Regions from separate parts of the Homo sapiens genome. Here region 2 is linked to region 1. A link is a contact called in ENCODE Hi-C data. All regions are on one chromosome and are shown on one strand. The core of a region is the stretch at or near the end of the contact, and the rest is flanking DNA. Distances in the headings are between cores, read along the strand shown.

What was found. Hi-C counts contacts between places; a loop is a spot of excess contacts on that map. Pooled maps may share reads with other maps.
Region 2: a map of PC-9 shows a loop between it and region 1 (4-fold over the local background). The contact joins the enhancer-like site here to the promoter of MBOAT2 in region 1. A Hi-C loop is called at or near these places in 1 of 168 maps with a recorded cell type or tissue (PC-9) and 5 of 50 pooled maps.

The regions. Positions count from the first base shown.
Region 1 is chr2:9,001,390-9,005,303 of GRCh38, forward strand. MBOAT2 (membrane bound glycerophospholipid O-acyltransferase 2) reads right to left here and starts at 2,295. Exons shown (of 13, transcript NM_138799.4): 1 at 2,151-2,295. The coding sequence starts at 2,225. It overlaps LOC124907728 (a long non-coding RNA gene), which reads left to right and starts at 2,687. Exons shown (of 2, transcript XR_007086199.1): 1 at 2,687-2,739. RefSeq lists an enhancer at 952-1,606 and silencers at 1,371-1,665, 2,209-2,668.
Region 2 is chr2:9,334,899-9,338,617 of GRCh38, forward strand. ASAP2 (ArfGAP with SH3 domain, ankyrin repeat and PH domain 2) reads left to right here. Exons shown (of 28, transcript NM_003887.3): 9 at 195-281. Among named protein-coding and RNA genes, the nearest start is that of ITGB1BP1, 87 kb to the right of the region's middle. Within about 2 kb of position 2,278, at least 11 of the 41 ENCODE cell types and tissues checked have a DNase peak (open chromatin) inside an H3K27ac peak, as active enhancers do; they include PC-9, where a contact is called at or near this core.

The DNA of each region.
Region 1 (3,914 bases), core at 1,045-3,544:
TGGCATCACCACAAACACATGAGTAATGCGTGGTGCTACGACATGACAATGACTACAGCTTTACTAGGCAATAGGAATTGTTCAGCTCCATCATAATCTTACGAGACCACCAGCAGACATGTGGTCTGATGACCAAAATGTCACTATGCAGTGCACGACTGTGCTATACAAAGTCAGGGCTACACATGGCTGTACAAATTTAGAGTAGTCCCAAGGTACCAACTTAAGACCTTTAGCTAATAAAGAAGGATGTCAAAAATTTTAAGTCCTGTCACTTTCCCTTGATTCTCCTGCTTACTTCAGTACTGAAAAGAACTTTCTCTGGATGCTTAAATGCGTTCATTAATAGCAAATCACTTTAAAAAGTTATAAGCATTATATAAATGAATAGGTATTATTAGCATAGTCAAGAAAATATTTCAGCATAGCAGGGACGGGTAGGGCTATGGCAGACATGGAGCGGGAGGGAAAGAAAGATGGGGGAGAGAAAAAGGGAACGTGAACATGTGCCCATCTCTCTGAAAGAAATGTAAATATATAAACCTATCTCCCTTGCTCCTCATCAGCAAAGAACTTTTCAACAGACACCCACCCTGCATTTGCTGATATACTGGAAGTAGCCTATTTAAGGCAGGAGTGTGATATGCTAAAAGGTCATACACTGCACACCAGTGTGGAAATGTCAGCAAGAATCCTCCGCGGGGCCGGGAGGATGAAAAACCCTAAATTCTGGTCAATTTATTAATAAAGAGAGAAGAATATTTTCTTCGAATACACGATTAATTTCACTACCATACTTTATTAGCAAGACACCCATTAGAACTCTTGTTCAAGACAGGTGGGGGATAGGTACTTTACTATTAACCAGAAGTTATGACCGCGATGTGGAATTTCAACAGAAGCCACAATTGTTTAACACTCCTTCGACATACTTAAGGCGATTTTATTTAAAACAGTAAAGCACAAAGCAGCTAGTATCCTAATGTCAGGTTTCCAGCTTGCTGCTATGGAAAGCCGTCTGGACAAGAAGGAATCCCGTATTGAAGTGAAATCCCTGAAGACTAAATGACAGCAGCACCTTCAAGTTCAAGACAGTGAACCAGTATCCCGTGTGAAGTCCAAACACTTCCAGGTTAAGTACACTTGAAATAACTGTAAGCAAAATTTCCAAAGTTAACTACCTTTAGCCTGGGGCTAGAGCAATCACCTAACTATACACCCCCGCCCCCCAGCCCCCGCCTCATTAACAACTTCCCTAAATCTCACTGTCACAACAAAATACTTCCAAACTTTCTTTTCTCAGTAAAAATGGCGCTGCTTTTCCCATCACAATGCTGTTTATTTCTCAGTAATCGTTAGGCCCTTTAAACCATCAAACTCGATTGGCCTCATTTAAATACCACCCTTCCCTAGACACTGTCAAGAGCTTTTCTGAGGGCTGGGCAAGGAGGTAAAGTGGCTGCATCAATCTACAAGGTTGCCACTTTGTCAGCAAGAATCCTGGGATTAACTCCGACTTTTCTTCATAACCTGTCTGCCTTCCCACAAACTGTTGCCTCTGTCTCTCTTAAGCCACAATCCAACGCAAACTGTCCCCAAAGTGCAGTAGCGCTTAAGCCTCTCCGGGCCCCTAGCACCCATCGACGCCGTCTCTAAGGCACCCAGCACACCCAGACCCATGCATCAGCCTCTCCGGGGGTCGCTCAGAGGCGCGCGCGGGGCAGGCAGCACCACGCCAGGCTCCCCAAAGCGCAGCCTTCCGCACCCTTTCCACAACCCGGTCCATGCGCACCGGGGGCTGCTCCGGGACCCGACCACCGGATCCGAGCGCCGCTGCCGCGAAGGGCAGGGACCGCATGCACACCCGCACGCCCATACGACCACCCTCCCCGGGGGCTGTCGCCGGCAACAACGCCCGGCCCACCTCCCGCTCGGCCCGGGGATGGCGGGCTGGGGGCGCACCCAGGAGGGAGGGGGCTCTGGGACAATAACCGGCTTGTTGCCCCCTCCCTTCCAGGGAGCGGCGGGTAGGGGGGCACCGGGCGCCCGGCCCCAGCCCCCACCCTCCTCCCGGGCCCCCGGTCGGGTGGCACCGCGGCGGGGAGGGGCGGCGAGGGCGCGACGCCCGGCGCCAGGGCGCCTCGGGGTACCTGGTCGATGGGCAGCTGCACGGCGTTGCTGAGGGGCTGCAGCAGGGTGGAGCCCGTGGTGCTGGTGGTGGCCATGGCCGGGCCTCGGCGCTCCGGCCGCCCGCGCCGCTCGCCCGCTCGCGCTGTGCCGGGCGACGACGAGGATGGGGATGCAGCGGCGCGCCCGCCCCTGGGCCGCCCGCGGTCGGAGCTCTGCGCGGGGAAGGCCGGGGAGGGGCCGGGGGCGGTGCCCGGCTCGCACCTCCCCCTCCGCCGCCACCTCCTCCCGCGCCCGCCGCCCCCGACCGCCCTGCACAGGCGCGGCCCGTCCTGCCGTCGCCCCCGTCGTCCCCGCCCCGGCGCCCCAGCCGCATCCCCCGCCCCCGACTTCCAGCAGCTTCCAGCGGCCCCCTCCCCACCTCGCGCGCTCTCGCTCCAGACAGCTGCGCGACCCAATCGCGGCGCGACGCCCTGACGCCCGCAGCCAATCAGAGAGCGCCGGCCGCGCCACGCCCCTCCCCCGTGCCGAGGACCCGGGCGAGGGCGCCGAGGCGCGGCCCGGGCCGTCGCCGGAGAACGGCTGGCCAGCGTCGTGGGGCGCGCTCCTCGGGTGAGAGCATGGAAGAGCGTCTTTGCCCCTCACTCCTCGGTTTCTCCTCCCTGGAATGTCGCGGCCCCCCACCCCTCTCTGGGAGAGACGGCAGACAACAAAGGGGCCCGGGGTGGCGGCCGGAGGGACGATGTGAGGGACGCCGCCGAGCCAGCGCCAGGGGAAGTTGGGGACGAAGGTGGGGGCTGGGAGGACGACAAACCAAAACAGCGACCTGGCTGAGAAGCCCCTTTGTCTGGGAGAGTGCCGGGTGAAAGCCCAAAGCTGAGAGCAGCCCCGGGGTCTGACGCTTTCGTCACCCTGCAGCCGCACCCGGGCCTTTGGGTGGTGAGAGCTGGGCCTGGGTTCGACGCCCGCGGGCGCAGGGAGACCGGCTCCCCTTTGCTGTGTGAAAGTTTAGTTCTTTGTAGCCAGCCGCCCTCGTTGAAGGCCCCACCTTCTTCCTGAGAAAGTTTCTAAGCATCCCTTCACCCCTTGAGCGCAGGCACCCCCAGACTGTTGAAGTCCGCCAGGTTTACATACCCTGGCGGGTCACGTGTATATATAATCCCCCCAACTTCGTAAAAGTAAGCCATTTGAGTTCCTTTAAAATGCAAACGTCAACTTCTGTTCAGAAGACTTTAAAAGAGGAGAAATGCCACAGCAGTTATGAGGACAAATCAAGACTCAAGGATTTGGCAGTTTAACTTTGGTAGAAATAACTAATGTTTACTGAGAGTTTAACCACAGCTTTAATACTTTTGGTATTTAATCCTCACAATAACCGTGTGAAATAGACACTTTTACACACCCTCCTTCAAGGAAGTTGAGTCACAGAAGAGGTAACTTGCCCAGGGGCACACAGCTGGTAAGTAGATTGGAATCCAAGTAAATCTACATTTAGAGCCGACCTTATCACTAGGCCTTCATCTCTCTCACACTTAACACCCATTCCAGAAACTCCCGTCAGCTATCAGTTATACCATTGGGTTGATGACTAGCTTAGAGTCTTGAATAAGAAGGCAGCACAGATAAAAATACACCTGCCTTAGTAATCAGTCTGTGGGCTTACGTTTGTCTCTCTGAAAAGGAGGCAGTGGAACTCATCAGTGCAATCCCGTCTTGCCTAGAATCCTTTCACTGGTCGACTCAATCCTAGTTTGGTGGATTCTCAGCTGAAATGGAATAGAGGATAA
Region 2 (3,719 bases), core at 1,028-3,527, 330 kb after region 1:
TGTTTTCATGCCGTGCCGCCCACGTGGAGTGTGGCGTTCCCACGCCTGTCCTCTGTCTTGGTGGGAGGGAAGGTTTGACCAGCGAGGGAGGCAGTTGTCGCATTGTGTGGAAATGGCCCCATGAGCACCAACGTTTCACTGTACCTCAGTCTTAATTTTCTGATTGGTTCTGTTGTGTGTGTGTGTTTTTAAAGATCAAACAGGCCCAGGATGAAGAAAGAAGGCAGTTGATACAGCTTCGAGATATTTTGAAATCCGCATTGCAGGTTGAACAGAAAGAGGTGAGGGGATTTAATTTTGAAAGATTGCAGTTTTCACCCCATTCTTGGAGGCTTTGGGTCTGAAGAACATGAAGTTCATGTCTTCTAGGAGCTCACAGTTCACTCGGGCTGTGTCAGGCACCAGTAAAACATTTAATGTATTCTTGCAATTTAGTTCTATAAAACCATCTTTTAAAATATGTTTATTTCAGGAGGAAGCATTTACTACATGCATGGCCTTAATGGCGGTGTATAAACCCTGTGCTCTGTCAGTTGCTAGATAAGGAGCTCTCAGTGGCTTCGTCACAGAGACCATGTGTCATTTGTGCTATTTATCCTGTACCTGGCCCTGTGTCATTTCCCTACCCTGACATACGTGGACTCTGCCCCTTTAGGCCTAGGCACGTAGCAGGGGACCAGCTGGGGCTCTGCCAGCCCTGAGATTGTGTTCTATAAAATATGAGGCATGAGCTTTTCTTACAGCTGCCTCCATCATGACAGGCAGAAATCCTTAGTTCTCTTACTTCCCCTCTTTCTGTAATGACGTCTCTGTGTGCTAACACGTCAGCAGGGACAGTTTGTGTTGTGGGGACTTGTTTTTAAAAAGCCATTAAAAAGTAAGTTTTAAAGATAATTTTACTATATTTTCACTACAATGTGGGTATCATAATGTGAATTTAGTATAAATCCATTTCCTTGTTAATAAAAGGAATGTATCTAAACATATATCTAGTGATTTTAGAGAAATTGCTAAACTACTTGACAGCATAAAGTTCCCTGTTGGCAGTTTGGTGAGCTCTATTTTATTGTAAGTTCTTGTACTATAACTGAATATTGTTGTTTTTCTCCCAAATGCGTTTACCTTTTGTGACCGAAGTCTAGGAGAGTAAGTAGTTCAGTATTTTAATAAATTGCAGAATTTTGCATGTTTTATTCGTGAACATACATATATATATTCCTTTTATATATTAATGGTTAGTAGCATTTTTTATTTTAACCCCTCACCTTTCATTGTTGTAGACTTTATTAAAGGCTGAAGAGTTTGCATAAATATTAGGGAAGTGGACATTTTCTGGGTTTACAGTTTACACTTTTGCTGCTGTTCCTTTATGAAGATGAAGCAGGTCCCTCCCTCCCTCCCTTTCTCTCCCCTGAGTGGCTGAATTCTACACATCTCTCTAGTCCCTCTGAAGCCCCACCTCTGGAGCGCTGCCTCTGATCACCCCAGCCCACAGTGATCTGAGTTCACAGAGCACATCCTGTTTGAATGCCCCATTTGAATCACAGCCTATTCCTCTTTTTGAGTGTTGGTTGTGCCTTAAGTGCACAGATGGCTTTTCACCAGCTGGACCTCGAGCAGCCTGAGGATGCCACCCTGCCTTCTGAGCCATTCTTCCATCACACTGTAGTGCCACAGCGCTCATTTAGTAGGATTTTGGTAAACATGGGTCAACTAAGTGAGACACTGGCAGAGCAAGGTTATATTTAGTGCTAGAAAGGACCTACAACATGGTGACTTCCTCCTAGTCTAGAGAATGTAGGCCCTGACGCTTTGATATTCCCAATAAGCAAAAAAAGGAAAAAAAACTTGGCGTAAGGAGAAAATAGTGGGCTAGCGGTAACGAGGAGGAGGTAGTGCGAGGGCAGGAGCCAGAATGCCGTCCAAGGTGGCTGCTCCCCAGCGCACCGTTGGAAATGATCGAGAACTGCCTTTGTCTAAGAAGGAAGATCCAACCCATGAAGCAAAGCTCAGGTTTAAAATAAGGCAGAGCAGCTGCTGGGGCCAAATGGCCCTCTGGGCACAGTGCAAAGGCTGTGTTTGCTTTGCCTGTGCAGAATTAGGAGGTTTGGGAAAACGGGCTGTTGTGAGAGAACTGGTTATTTACAGCTTCGCAGGAAAGTAATAACAAATTTACCAGCACAGACCAGAAGTTCTTTATAGTTTGTTGTTTTTTGTTAACCAGCCCATCTGCCCCTGATTGCACAGAGGGATCAAATGAACCTCCTTTACTATTCTTCTTTGGCTGTCTGCCCAGTTGGCTCCTTGTCAAGACCTAACTCAACAGTCTCCTAGTTGTGGGCGTGTTGTGTTTTCTGTGTATCATGCTCTGCGTTGCTTTTAGGTGATGGCATTCAGCAAGTTGGACAATCTTTGAACACAGTTGCAAGTAATAAGCAGATGTGAAAATGCTAAATTTTCTGTTTTAAAATGATTTTTATGATGGGGGTTCCATCTTGTATACCTCAAATTTGCAATAAGAATTGATCATTTGGTCATTATTGTTTAGGCCGTCATTCCCTTTGGTTGGATTTTCTTCTGTGACTTAGACAACTGAAGGTGTTAAGAGGATTTTTATTCAGTGTTATAAAAATTCTAACCCTCCCTGTGTAATAACAGTTGATAGAAATTAAGTAACATGCCCCAAAGAAACTGCCTTGATGGTTGGTAGAAGCCAGTGCTCCTCATTCTCTTCCTGTAAATCCCAAGCATCAGTTATTGAAGGAATGAAGAGTGGCCATTCCAGTGTGGTAGCTTCGTGCTGCTGTTTCCTTGTGACCCTGCAGCTTTGTTTTAGTGTGGAGCTTGTGCCGTTCTGGTCCCGGTGACCTCACACCTCCCAATCACTGGCCATTCATGTTTTGTTCTTGATATTTTCTGCTCTCTGTAAGGAGAATACTACTCTTTGGTATTTCCATTATTTTTCTTTGTGAAGGTTTTCATACTTGGAGAAAAGTTGAAAAATTGTGCAGTGACCACCCATAGTGCAATATTATACAATGAGGATCGAACTATGTACCATAGTGTTTGATTTTTGGAGAAGATCCTATTTACACAGTTAAACTCGTTGGCACTGCTCATCTTTGGTTGAGCTCTCTCCCCGTCAGCCTCGCCTCCTGCCTTCCCCATCCCACGTCGTCCATCCGATGGTGTTCTGCCAGGATGGACCCTGTTGGGGTGCTGGCGGAGTCCCAAAGCCTCATCACTTGTGTGCAGGCTCTCTCTGCTGTTTGATGTGGAGAACCCAGACTTGTGTGCTTCTATGGGGAGGATCAGGCTCTGGGGCATGGTCTCACAGGTCTGAGTGCTGAAACCACCATGGTTTTCCACTCTGCAGATCTCAAGTATGGTTGCTCTCTCTCTCTCTCTCTGTCTGTCTGTGTCTGTCTATCTCTCTCTGTCTGTCTCTATCTCTCTCTCTCTCTCTTTCTCTTGCTCCCTCTTTTTCAAGCATCCTGTCTAGTAGGATGTGATAGAACAGTTTGTGCCACCCAGGCAGCCAAGGTCCACCACAGCCATAATTTTCTTCTGCCTCTGGGTTCGCGTATCTTACATGCCCAAATCTGGCCTTCATCACAGAGATCTCTGCCAGGGGCCACCTGCCTGCCTCTCCTGCCAAGCTGCTAGGTAGCCTGGCTCTGGCCTCCATGTCACCCTCAGTGGAGGACTCGTTTGTTGAT